Linked DNA regions of Homo sapiens: region 1 is linked to region 2. Evidence: read pairs that join two places in POLR2A ChIA-PET (ENCODE). Cell type or tissue: Caco-2. All regions are shown on one strand. Each heading gives the region's core, and the rest is flanking DNA. Links, peaks and the distances in the headings are about the cores only.

Evidence for each region. ChIA-PET counts read pairs that join two places held together with the same protein. Peaks named below come from ENCODE experiments on the same cell type or tissue, not always from the same donor. Only the 100,000 strongest peaks of a DNase experiment are listed, where the experiment ranks them.
Region 1: POLR2A ChIA-PET joins it to region 2 with 5 read pairs; 2 of 35 experiments call an interaction of 5 or more read pairs at or near these places.

The regions. Positions count from the first base shown.
Region 1 is chr9:112,053,165-112,062,459 of GRCh38, reverse strand. SUSD1 (sushi domain containing 1) reads left to right here. Exons shown (of 17, transcript NM_022486.5): 14 at 3,774-4,032. Among named protein-coding and RNA genes, the nearest start is that of LINC02977, 17 kb to the right of the region's middle. In Caco-2, for the core only: no CTCF peak of the experiment used is centred there; a DNase peak (open chromatin) is centred at 3,022.
Region 2 is chr9:112,240,680-112,245,679 of GRCh38, reverse strand. All of the region lies in intron 7 of PTBP3 (polypyrimidine tract binding protein 3), which reads left to right. It also overlaps the pseudogene RN7SL57P. Among named protein-coding and RNA genes, the nearest start is that of SUSD1, 68 kb to the right of the region's middle. In Caco-2, for the core only: no CTCF peak of the experiment used is centred there; no DNase peak of the experiment used is centred there.

The sequences.
Region 1 (9,295 bases), core at 765-5,764, 180 kb after region 2:
ACCTCCCAAAGTGCTAGGATTACAGGCTTGAACCACCACACCCGGCCACATAGAGAGACTTCTAAAGGACCCTATATACAAGCATTTGGGCAGTTTAGCTCAAGAAATTACATCCATTCCTTTGGTCCCTGGGTAAACGTCGGTTGCATGTTAGGACATGTCAGGATTGTCCTTTGCACTCATGTCTCATAGTACATCCTTTATGGATGGTGGGTCAGGGGCATCGTTTCATTTCCCAAAGGCAGAATATGTTGCCCTTTATGTAAGGTTGATCTTGGGGGGTGTGCAGTGGTTTCTGAAAAGATCATTTAGGTAAATCTTTTTGTCTTTTCATGTATTGAGTTACAGGCAAGACACTGTATAATTAATGACTGCTTCTGGGATTCCAGATGGCATTAGGATGGAATTAATTTACCTCAGTTGGAGGACTACAGTGTGTTCAGTTAAGTGTTTTATTTGCAAAGGTCATGGCAGGATTAGGAAAGTAGCATCAGTCCCTTTTTTAGAGAGGAAGATTGAGGTTGGCGTGGAGAGATGAACAGCTTGCTCACAGTACCAGCTCAAGGAGATGAAAATGTACATGGCCTCACCAACATTGCCTTTGTCTCTGCTGACCCTTCGGTAAAATCAAGGTTAAAAAAAAAAAAGTGAGATATTATAAAATTACAAAAAAGAAAGTCTGGCGATATTATCTGTATATCCATTTATAATAAAACTTAGGGTTTTCCTGCTTTTATATTCATTTAAGTTCAGTAAATGTGCAAAGATCTTTCCAGGGATGGACATTGTATAAATTGTTCTGATTCTTGACAAGTTACCAGAAGGCATTGTAATTCTGTCATTATAAAGAGAACAGAAGTTGTGATGTCACTTCCTGAGAGCATTTGCAAGAACAAATGTGATATTTATGTCAAATAATGACATAATGCAAAAGAAAAGCCAAATGACAGCTTACCCTTGTGGCTATATGCCGGCCAGCGCCTCCAAAACAGGAAGTGGAGAACTGTGAGTCATTCGAGGGAGTGTGGTGGTGAAAAAGAGGAGAAAAGTCCTTCCAGAACAGTCATATTCCAAACAGCCACAGCTGCTTCTTTAACATCACATGGCTAATTACCAGCAGGCAGGGTGGTTTTCCTAAGCCTGACTACCTGGTTTGAGCTGGGGGGCAGCAGCTTTGCCAGTGTGTGAGACAGGCCTGAGTCTGCTTTGTGCACCATTTAGGGACAGTGTCTTGGGGTACATAATGGAGCAAGGTCCCTGGGACCAAGTCTCTGCTGAGGTTGCTGATGTTAGGCAGAGGATGGAGCCTGTTGCTGGGTTCCCTTAATGCTCGTGTCTCCCACATTGCCAGATTATAGGAATCACCTGGGAGCTTTACCAGCGATACAGATTCCCAGAATCTACTCCTAGAGATTTCGATTCAGTAGGTCGGTATGAGGTCGGGGAATTTGTATAATAATCAAGCAACACAGGTGATTACGGTCAGGCTAATTGGGGAGCTGATTCATACTCTGTCGATGATGCCTCTAGTGAGCAATGTACGGAACCAAATGGGCACAGGTGAGCCTCGACCTTGCTCTTGACCACCACCACCTGCATGGAAAGATGAGAGGGATTTAAAGATGTACTTATGGACCGCATGGAGGTGCTGCAACATTTACTTTCTTACCTGTGGCTATGATGTAGGGATGTCTTCAAGTCTCCCGGCAAGTTTGTTGTTACAGGTGTTCCCCATAGGCAGTGGATGCTTAATAAATGTTTACTGGTGGTGACAACTTATTGCCCTGTGGGTTTTACTTTATCTCTTTTGTAGAAAGCCCTTGGCTGAAAGTGAGCCAAGACTTTATGAAAATCAGGACCCTGGGCCAGGCACAGTGGCTTACGCCTGTAATCCCAGCCCATTGGGAGGCAGAGGTGGGCACACAGGGCAGTGATACGTGCAACAACTTCCCCCAGCTAAAGAGGTCAGGAGTTCAAGACCAGCCTGGCCAACATGGTGGAACACCATCTCTACTAAAAATACAAAAAAAATTAACCGGGCATAGTGGCGAGTGCCTGTAGTCTTGGCTACTCAGGAGGCTGAAGCAGAAGAATCGCTTGAACCTGGGAGGTAAAGGTTGCAGTGAGCTGAGATCACACCACTGCACTCCAGCCTGGGCAGCAGAGCAAGACTCCCTTCTTAAAAAAGAAAAGAAAAGAAAGAAAATCAGGGCCCTGAGGATACCTAGGATGTTTGGGAACCTGGTGGGGGGAGACTTTCCATATCCAACACCCACTGTGGAGGAGGGCTCCCTCTTCTTAACCTAGTGATTCATGGGCTCTTAGGAAGCAGGAGATAGGGCGTTTGACATGTGAAGCAGGAAGTTCAAATTTACTGGTAAAATAGAATTACATGGCCTAATGAGTTTTGGAAATTACCCTAATTATATTTCACGCTGATGTATGCTTTTCCTCTTTTCCGAAATTTCAACTCAAGAATCATTCATTGCTGGTGGCGGAGGGGCGGGGCAGGGCGGGGGTTGGGGAGCTATCATTTCCAAAGAACTGTGCAAGGATTTGCAAGAATACAAGTCAGTCGTTCAGATCCCTGCTATCAAGCCTGACAGAGACAGCAGATGCTCAACATGGTACTAGAGGCAGGAGCTAAGTACCAGATAGATGGGAATAGAAGGGAAGTGTGATTCATTCTCAGTGCATTTTTATTCTCACACGTCCTTTCACTGCCAGGCTTTCTATTTGATGGGACAAATAATGAAACACATAACAAAAACAATACCCATTTGTTAGTGTGTTTTTCTGTCCACAATTGGGGAACAGTTTTTACAGTGCATACATGACATATTACTGTTCTGGCTGTTTCAGGGTGTTGTCAGACTAGATTAACTCATGGTGACTCTGCACTCTTGGCGTCTCATTTATTTCACATGAACTTTGGTATCAGCCCATGAACTGTAGGGGATGTAAATCACATGAGTTCTGTTTCAGGTCACCGCATGACTGTCTGCAGCCTTTTTTCCGGACTTAGTACATTCACTGTGGTAGGCACTCGGTCTCCATGTGACTGCTAACCCTTTCCACAGTTGGGCTTTATTTGCCCACGTGAAAATCACTGATCAGGTCAATTTTATGACACACACACAGGGCAGTGATACTTGCAACAACTTCTCCCAGCGAAAGAGGATGTACTTGGCATCTCTCTGCAGCCAGAACTTGGAGAGGTCCCTTGCCCTGTGTCGTCTGGCATTAACCCTTTAGGTTCAAACTGGAATTCCATGATGGTTGGAGCCATCAGACTGTAAATCCCACATGGGCCCGGACTTTTTCTTGCCTAGTGTCGTGTCTCCAGTGCCTAGAAAGAGGCTTATTTCAGCTGGGCGCAGTGGCTCACGCCTGTAATCCCAGCACTCTGGGAGGCCGAGGCGGGTGGATCATGAGGTCAAGAGATCGAGACAAGCCTGGCCAACATGGTGAAACCCCATCTCTACTAAAAATACAAAAGTTAGTTGGGCGTGGTGGCATGCACCTGTAGTCCCAGCTACTTGGGAGGCTGAGGCAGGAGAATTGCTTGAACCTGGGAGATGGAGGTTGCAGTGAGCCGAGATTGCACCACTGTACTCCAGCCTAGTGACAGAGCAAGACTCCATCTCAAAAAAAACAAAAAACAAAAAAACAAAGAAAGAGGTTTGTCTCATAGCAGGTGCTCAATAAATATGAATGAATGAATGAACTCCCCATGCAAGGGTCTGATGGACACTTCTCCTTTTTTCTTCCAGTTCATATCAGGTGTTAGTGCTTCCCCTGGCCCTCCAAAGCACATTTTCTTGTGATTCTGAAGGCGCTTCCTCCTTCTTTAGCAACGCCTCTGATGCTGATGGATACGTGGCTGCAGAACTACTGGCCAAAGATGTTCCAGATGATGCCATGGAGATACCTATAGGAGACAGGCTGTACTATGGGGAATATTATAATGCACCCTTGAAAAGAGGGAGTGATTACTGCATTATATTACGAATCACAAGTGAATGGAATAAGGTATCTTTCTTTCCAAGCTCTTGTGAACTCTGTATTTTCTTCTTCGTATGACATTTAAATGTTTGAACATTTATTTTCCAAGTATATGAGAGGGTCACTGCATGTAACAATCACAAAATGTTTGTGAATACTTTGCCTTTATGAAGAAGGGACAGGTGAAACCCTTACAGATGATATGGATTCTGAACCACCTGGGGACCTTGCTGAATCAACATTTGGACTGACCTGGTTTTGTTTTTACTCTTAAGCTTTACAGATGCCCTCATTCTATTGCACTGCTGAAGTCTAAGTTGGAAAGAAACATCTAGATTCTCTGTTAACTTCCTTGTGCCCCTGCCAGGCTGCTGCTTCTCTCATTCTCCTGGGAAGCCGAAGATTAAGCACAGCACTCGGCTGTTTTTTGCTTACATCCCTTCCGCAGCTATGGCATAGGTCCCACTTTCCCTTCTACAGTCCTTAGAAAGCTCTTCCAGCAGTGGTTCTTTCCTGAGACGTGGAACTCAATATTCATTAGATAATTAGGAAACATCATGGAGCTGCATTAATCAGTCAGGGATGGAAGATCTGGAAGAACCATTGTGATGGTTGACCTAGGAGAACCCTAAGCTTGTTGTAAATTCATATGGGCCAGTAATGAAAACTAGAAGGATTATATTAATACTAATACAAGCAGCTCTTGACTGATGAATTTGAGATAAAAGTATGTTATCATCTTGAGTGTAAGGTTTATCACATATTTAAAACTGAGACACTCTATTAAATTCTGTGTGGGATGCAAATGTAATGTGTCATGAACATGCTTGCTATGAAACCAATAGTTACTTGTAAGAATGTTCAAGTATCAAAGATGTCTAGCAGCGCTTTGTGACAATAATGGAGGAATAAAGAAAGGAAAGTTAAAGCCCAGAAATATATTGCCCTGAACTTACCAAAAAGGTATTTACAGCTTAGACAAGGCCTTTTCATTAGAAAATTACTTGGGGTTTCTGACTTGGAGTTTTTAGCCATAGACAAAACACTGGCAGTACAACATGAGTGCAATTTAGAGATGGTTCAGAGATCTACTGTCCTAGATTAAGACTTTGGTTGGGGAGGGTATATTAGTCAACTTGGGCTGCTATAGTGAAATATGGTAGACTGGGTAGCTTAGGCAACAGACATTTATTTCTCACAGTCTGTGCTGGGAAGCCCAAGATCAAGGTGCCAGCTGATTCAGTTCCCCAGTGAGGACTCTCTTCCTGGCTTGTGGACAGCTGCCTTCTTACAGTGTCCTCACGTGGTGGGGATGGAGTGGGGAGGGGAGAGCTCTGATTGCTCTTCCTCTATTTATTAGGACACTTATCCCATCGTGAGGGCTCCAGGCTTATAATCTCTTCTGAATCTATTTCTCTCCCAAAGATCCTGCCTCCAAATACCATCACATTGTAGGTTAGGGCTTCGACATTTGAATTTGGGGCAGGGGTTGGGTGGTGAGCAAGGGGCATAGACATTTAATTCATAACAGAGGGAATGAAGTTGGAGGTTAGGACAAGAATTCCGGTTTATTAGCCAGGCATGGTGGTATGTACCCATAGTCCTAGCTACTTGGGAGGCTGAGGCAGGAGATTTCTTGAGCCTGGGAGGCAGATGTTGCACTGAGCTGAGATCATGCCACTGCACTCCAGCCTGGGCAACAGAGTGAGACCCTGTCTCACACACACACACACACACACACACAAAGAATTCTGGTTCATAGGAAACTTTCCTGTGATGTCATTGATACTCTCTTTCATGTAGCTGAACAGAAGAATATGTGGTTATTCTTTAGGATGTTAAAGGAGATGAAAGGGCTTTGAAAACATTTATATTTGGATCTACATATTTAAATTGCGATGACTTTCCCATGGGTTTCAACTGTATTTGTGTGACAATTACAATAAAATCAGTAGTGATTTAATTTTAATTTTTAATTGTGATAAAACATATACAATATAAAATTTACTGTCTTAACCATTTTAAAGTGTAGTTCAGTGGCATTAAGTTCATTCACATTGTTGTGCAACCAGCGTCCAAAACTCTTTTTATCTTGCAGAACAAACTTTATACCCATTAAATGACTCCCCATTCCTTCCTTCCACAGCCCTTGGCAACCAACATTCTACTTTCTGTCTTTTTTTTTTTTGAGGCAGAGTCTTGCTCTGTTGCCCAGGCTGGAGTGCAGTGGCACGATCATAGCTCACTGCAGCCTCAACCCCCGGGGCTCAAACAATACTGGTGCTTCAGCTGCCTGAGTTAACTTGGACCACAGGTGTGCACCATCATGACTGGCTAATTTTTAATTTTTATTTCTTGTAGAGATAGAGTCTCTCCATGTTGCCCAGGCTGGTTCCAAACTCCCAGGCTCAAGTGATCCTCCCACCTTGACCTCCCAAAGTGTTGGGATTACAGGCATGAGCCATCACGCCCAGCCCTACTTTCCATCTTTATGAATTTGACTACTCTAGGTACCTCATATAAGTAGGATCATTCAGTATTTTCTTTTTGTGACTGGCTTATTTCATTTAGCCTAAAGTCTTCTAGGTTCACCCATGTTGTGGCATGTGTCAGAATTTCCTTCCTTTTTAAGACTGAATAATATTCCATTATATGAGTATACCACGTTTGCTTATTCATTTATTCATGGATGAATAATGGGATATTTTCCACCTTTTGGCTATTACGAATAATGCTGCTGTGAACATTGGTATGCAAATATCTGTTTCAGCCCCTGCTTTCAGTTCTTTTGTGTATATACCTGAAGTGGAATTGCTTGATCAAATGATAATTCTATGTTTAATTTTTTGAGGAACTACCATACTGTTTTCCATAGTGCTATACCATTTTCCATTCCCACCAGCAGTGCGTAGGGCTTCCAATTTGTCCATGTCCCTGCTAACACTTACTGTTTTCTGTTTTCTTTTCTTATAATAGGCATCCTATTATAAGGTAGGGTGTGAGGTGACATCTTTTGTTTTGGAAGTGGGGGATGGGGTCTCACTTTGTTTACCAGGCTGAAGTGCAGTGGCCCAATCACAGGTCACTGCAGCCTTGACCTCCCTGGGGTCAGATGATCCTCTCACCTCAGCCACCTGAGTAGCTGGGACTACAGGTGCATGCCATCACACCCGACTAATTTTTCCATTTTTCATAGAGACAGGATTTTGCCATGTTTCCCAGGATGGTCTTGAACTCTTGGGCTCAAGCGATCCACCTGCCTTGGCTTCCCAAAGTGCTGGGATTATAGGCATGAGCCACCACTCCCAGCATGAGATGGCATCTTATTGTGGTTTTGGTTTGCATTTCCCTAATGACAAGTGATGCTGACCATGTTTTCATGGGCTAATCGGCCATTTGTGTGTCTTCTTTAGAGAAATGTCTATTTAAGTCCTTTGCTCATTTTTGAATTGGGTTGTTTTTGTTTTTGTTAAATTTTAAGAGTTCTCCATACATTCTGGATATTACTGTAATCCCTTGTGAAATACGTGATTTGCAAATATTTTCGCCCATTCTGTGGGTTGCACTTTTACTATACATAGTGTCCTTAGATGCATAAAAGCTTGAAATTTTGATGATGATCAGTCTGTCTATTTTTTCTTTTGTTGCCTGTGTCTTGTCATATCCAAGAAGTCATTGAGAAATCCGGTTTCAGGAAGCTTTTTGTTGTCTTCTAAGAGTTTTATAATTTGAGGTCTTATATTTAGGTTTTTGATCCATTTTGAGTTAATTTTTTATATGATATTAGGTAAGGGTCCATATTCATTCTTTTATATGTAGATATCCAGTTTTCCTAGTACCATTTGTTGAAAAAACTTTTTTTTTTTTTGAGACAGTGTTTCAGTTTGTCACCCAGGCTGGAGTGCAGTGGTGCAATCATGGCTCACTGCAGCCTCGACCTCCTGGGCTCAGGTGATCCTCCTGCCTCAGCCTCTCAAGTAGCTGGGACTACAGCTGTGCACCACCATGCCTGGCTAATATTTAAAAATTATTTGTAGAGATGGGGTCTCCCTGTGTTGCCCAGGCTGGTCTCAAACTCCTGGGCTTAAGCGCTTCTCCTATCTCAGCCTCCCAAAGTACTGGGATTACAGGTGTGAGCCAGTGTGCCCAGCCTGAAAAAACTGTCTTTTCCCTATTGAATGGTCTTGGCACTCTTGTTAACTATTATTTGACATATATGCAAGGGTTTATTTCTAGGTTCTCTATGCTGTTCCATTGGCCTATATGTCTGTCTTTATGTCACTACCACACTGTTTTGTTTACTGTAGTTTTGTAGTAAATTTTGAAATCAGGGAGTGTGAGTCTTCCAATGCCCCATTTTGTTTTTCCCTTTGTGTATCTGTCCCAGTAAATAGCATTGCCATGCCTCCCATTGCTAAGACAGAAACCTGTAAATAGTTCTTGTCTCTTCCTTCTTTCTTACCTTCTTATCCAGATCATCAGCAAATCATGTCAATTCTACCAACTTAATTCTGTTTAAAATCATTCTTTCCTCTCCTTTGTCTGCACTGCTCAGACTTTGTCATCTCTTGCCTGAACATCACTTTTCTACCACATCTTTCTGTCTCTTATTCTACCCGTCTCCTTGCTTCATACCACTGCCAGCATGAGTTTTATAAAATGCAAGTATGATCCAGGCATTTCAGTTTAATAAGCTCCCTTCTTCACCTGGCCCCTGCCAGTTTCTCTCCTTTGATATACTCCATTCCCCCAAATGGCCTTGCTATTTGAAGTCCCTTCCATTCTCCAGTGTCTTGAAATATGTTCTTTACTGGTTATTCTTGCACATTACCTTCCATTTCTAATATCTGCACTTAGCATCAAAGCAAATGTTAGTCACATTCAAACGCTTATGGCTATTTTAAGCTTTTCTCAGATTTTTTTTTTTTTTTTTTTTTTTTTGAGACGAAGTCTCATTCTGTTGCCCAGGCTGGAGTGCAATGGTGTGGTCTTGGCTCACTGCACCTCCGCCTCCTGGGTTCAAGTGATTCTCCTGCCTCAGCCTTCCAAGTAGCTGGGAGTACAGGCGCCCACCACCACACCTAGCTAATTTTTATATTTTCAGTAGGGATGGGGTTTCACCATGTTGGCCAGGCTGGTCTCGAACCCCTGACCTCAGGTGATCTGCTCATCTCAGCCTCCCAAAGTGCTGGGATTACAGGTGTGAGCCACTGTGCCCAGCAGCTTTTCTCAGAATTTTTAAGCTTAAATTAAAAAAAAAATTAATAAAATCCAAACCAGAATGCCCAAG
Region 2 (5,000 bases), core at 1-5,000:
AATCAGCCATTTCTTCAATGAGCCCTGGTTTCTTTTAGGGGAAAATGGTATTTAAAAATCAATACCTAAACATTAGATGTGCTCATTGACAATAGGGCATGACTAAATGGACATGACTAGGACATGTGTCTATGTTTGCTTCATAAATATATGTTTCTGTGTGTGTGTGTGTGTTTTAAAAAACAAATTTTAACTGAAAATCCTGATTCCTGTCCAGCACCCTTTACATATTGGTAACTCTTCAAGAATAAGAAATGTGATTCCTATTAGCCTCAACATGTTTACTTATTTGCTCAATCTTAGATTACACAGAAGTGGTTTCGGAATTGCAAACACATACTACTAACTTTAGTTTTTGTTTGTTTGTGTTTTTGAGGCAGAGTCTCGCTCTGCCCAGGCTGGAATGCAGTGGTACAATCTGGGCTCGCTGCAGCCTTTGCCTCCTGGGTTCAAGCAGTTCTCATGCCTCAGCCTGCGAGTAGCTGGGACTACAGATGTGCACCACTACACCCGGCTAATTTTTTTGTATTTTTTGTAGAGACAGGGTTTTGCCATGTTGGCCAGGCTGGTCTTGAACTCCTGACCTCAAGTGATCTGCCCGCCTCGGCCTCCCAAAGTGCTGGGATTACAGGTATGAGCTACTGTGCCCGGCTGAGCTTAGTACTTACAAGACTTGTTTTTCTGGGCATTGCTACAATGGTCTAGTTGTCTCCTTTTGTCATTACCAGAAGTTTGAATCTCTGCTAAAGTCTTTTTTATCTTGTTCTTCTTCAAGACTATCTTGGCAATTCTTGACCATTTGTATTTCTTAAGCATTTTAAGATCAGCTTGTTGAGTTCCAAAAAAAAAAGCAGCAGCAGTAGCTATTGGGGTTTTGATTGGGATTACATTGAATTTACAAATGAGTTGAAGATAATTGACATCATTACAATAGAATCTTCCAGTCTTTGAACATTGTGCATCTGTCCATTCATTTGGACTTTTTTTATTTTTTTATTTTTTGAGACAGGGTTTTGCTCAGTCGCCTAGGCTGAAGTGCAGTGGTGCACTCATGGTTCACTGCAGCCTCGACCTCCAGGCTCAGGCAGTCCTCCCACCTCAGCCTCCTGAGTAGCCAGGACCACAGGCACACATCACCATGCTCTGCTAATTAAAAAAAAAATTTTTTTGTAGAGGTAGGGTCCCTCTGTATTACCTAGATTGGTCTAAAACTCCTGGTCTCAAGTGATCCTCCAAACTCTGCTTCCCAAAGCACTAGGATTACCAGCGTGAGCCACTGCAGCCTGGATGTTTGTTCATGTCTCTCAGTAAAGTTGGGTGACTTTTCTCCTTAAAGATTTGCACATTTTTTGTTGCACTTATTCCTGAGAACTTTTTTTTTTTTTTTTTTGAGACAGAGTCTCACTCTGTTGCCCAGGCTGGAGTGCAGTGTCATGATCTCGGCTCACTATAACCTCTGCCTCCCAGGTCCAAGCAATTCTCTTGCCTCAGCCTCCCGAAGCTGGGACTACAGGCGCATGCCACCATGGTTTTTGTATTTTTAGTAGAGATGGGGTTTCATCGTCTTAGCTAGGATGGTCTTGATCTCCTGACCTCGTGATCCACCTGTCTCGGCCTCCCAAAGTGTTGGGATTACAGGTGTGAGCCACTGTGCCCTGCTATTCCTGAGAACTTCTTACTTTTACTTTTATTTTACATGGCATAGTGTGGTGTCTAAGAACCATACTTTTTGTATTCTGATTCTGGACCTATTATTTATGAGCTGTGTAATCTTGGGCAAGTTACTTAACTACTCTGCATTTCTCTTTCTTTCTATGTGTAATGTGTAACAGTTCTTAACTGGTAGGGTTGTGAAGATTAAATGTGCTCATGTACATGAAGAGTTTAAAATGATACCTAACATAAGCCCAATGTAAGTTTGAAGTATCATTACTGTTTTGTTTTCTAACTGTTGGTAATACAGAAGTACAACATTATTATCTCTTGATTTCATAACTCAGAAACCCTGATAAACTCTTATGAATTCCAGTAATTTGCCCGTGGATTCTTTTTACATTTCAGTACACATAGTCATATCATCTACAGATAATGTCAGTTTATATCCTTTCTTCTAATCCCTGGGGCTTTTTTTATTTTTTGAGACAGAGTCTCGATCTGTTGCCCAGGTTGGAGTGCAGTTGCACAATCTTGGCTCACTGCAACCTCTGCCTCCCGGGTTCAAGCAATTCTCATGCCTCGGCCTCCTGAGTAGCTGGGATTACAGGTGCCTGCCACCACGTCTAGCTAATTTTTTGAATTTTTAGTAGAGATGGGGTTTCACCGTGTTGGCCAGCCTGGTCTCAAATGCCTCACCTCAAGTGATCCACCCACCTTGGTCCCCCAAAATACTGGTATTACAGACGTGAGCCACCTCGCCTGGCCTAATCCCTGGGACTTTAATTCTTTTTCTTGTTTAACTAAGATAGACCAAACTTCTAAAATTAATATAGAAATGGGAAAAGAAAGCATTTAGAGTAGAGCTGCTGAAAACTGTTTTTTTTTTTTTTTTAAGCTGTAAGACTTAATATAGAGCTGCAGTAATCAAGCCAGTTTGGTAATGTCAGAAGGATAGATATATAGATTAATGGAGCATATTAGAGAGGCTAGAAATAGATCCACAGATGTGGTCAATTGATTTTCAACAAAGTTGCCAATCTAATCCACTAGGGAAAGGGAAAGTCTTTCAACAAGTCGGTTTTGTATAAGTGGATATTGGTATTGGGGATAAAAAGTATTAACCATTATCCTGTCCATACTGACAAATTAAATTGAAATGGATCTTAGTCCTGTATGTAAAATTTGTTGCGTGGACCTGTAGTTCCAGCTATTCAGGAGGCCGAGGTTGAAGGATCACTTGAGCCCAGGAGTTCTGGGCTATAGTGCTCCGTGCTGATCAGATGTCTACACTTAAGTTCGGCATCAATATCGTGACTTCCCAGGAGAGGAGGTCCACAAGGTTGCCTAAGGAAGGATGAACTGGTCCAGGTCAGAAACAGAGGAGGTCAAAACTCCCATGTAGATCAGTAGTGGTAGTGTGCCTGTGAATAGCCACTGCACTCCAGCCTGGGCAACATAGCAAGACCCTGTCTCTTAAAAACAAATACACTTATACCTATAAAATTTCCAGAAGAAGACATAGGAGAAAATCTTTGTAACTTGGAGATATGCAAAGTTTATTAGACCACAGAAAGCACAAACCATAAAAGGAAATAATTTACATATTGTAAATTATTTTAGTGCTCCGCTGCTTGAAAGATAAAACCAAAAGGCAAACATTACTCACTCCAAGTTGGCAAAACCTCTGGCTCCTACCTAGCCTGGTGATCTGTGAAATTTAAAAATGTTGCTGGGTGCAGTGGCCAGCACACCTGTAGTTCCTGTTACATGGGAGGCTGAGGCAGGAGGATTGTTTGAGCTGAGGCTTGAGTGTGCTCTAATCAAGCCTGTGAATAGCTGCTGTACTCCATTTCGGGCAACACAGTCAGACCCCATCTCTAAAAAATATATAAATAAATTAATTAAAATGTGATTTAATATTAGGTGTTAATTAAACACAAATGTTCATAGCAGTTTTATTTATAATAGCCAAAATCTAGAAGTATTCTACTAACAGTTGAATAGATAAAAGTGGTCCTTCTATGCAATCAAGTACTATTCAGCAATAAAAAGGAATAAAGTAGTGATAAAGGCAAAGGGATTATGCTGAACAAGAGAAGCCAGACAGAAGGGAACACCTATTCTATAATTCTGTTTGTATATATTTCTATAAAATGCAAACTAATCTATAGTGTGAGAAAGATCAGTGGTTGCCTGAGGACAAGGTTTGGAGAGAGGGAGATTGCAGAGGGACATGAGAAAATTTTCAGGAATGATGGGAATATTTGTTATCTTGATTGTGATGATAATTTCACATGCTTTAAATATACAGTCATGTATTGCTTAACCACAGGGATACGTTCTGAGAAACGTGTCATTAGGTGGTTTTGTTGTGTACTTAAACAAACATAGATGTTATAGCCTACTAAACACCTAGACTGTATGGCATGTTACCATAATGTATACTATAGGCAGCTATAACATATGGTAAGTATTTGTGTATCTAAACATAGAAAGGGTACAGTAAAAATACAGTATAAAAGATCAAAATGGTACACCTGTATAGGGCACTTCCTATGAGTAGAGGTTGCAGGACTGGAAGTAATATTTTTATTTCCTTAATAATAAATTAGCCTTAGCTTGCCCAGGCATGGTGGCTCACCCTGTAATCCCAGCACTTTGGGAGGCCAAGGCAGGTGGATCACTTGAGGTCCAGAGTTTGAGACCAGCCTGGCCAACATGATGAAACCCCATCTGTACTAAAAATACAAAAATTAGCTGGGTGTGGTGTAGGGCTTCTGTAATCCCAGCTACTTGGGAGGCTGAGGCAGGAGAATTGCTTGAACCCAGGAGGCGGAGTCTGCAGTGAGCCCAGATTGTGCCACTGCACTCCAGCCTGGGCGACAAAGTGAGACTCCATTTAAAAAAATAATAATAAAATAAAAAACAAACAAATAAATAAAATAACCTTAGCTTACTACAACTTTCTAACTTCATAAACTCTTAATTTTATTTTTAACTTTTGACTCTTTCGTAATAATACTTACCTTGAAACACAAGCACATTGTGTAGAAAATATTTTTGTTTACAAGCTGTTCAAAAATATTTTTTCTTCGTAGCCTTATTCTGTAAACTTTTTTCTATTAAACTTTTTTCAACTTTTAGTTTTTTGTTAAAAACTAAGACACATACACACGTTAGCCTAGGCCTACACAAGGTCAGGATTGTCAATATCACTGTCTTCTACTTCTACATCTTGTCCCACTGGAAGGTCTTCAGGGACAGTAAACATGCATGAAGCTGTCATCTCCTATAATGACAATACTTTCTTATGGAATACCTCCTGAAGGACCTGCTTGAAGCTG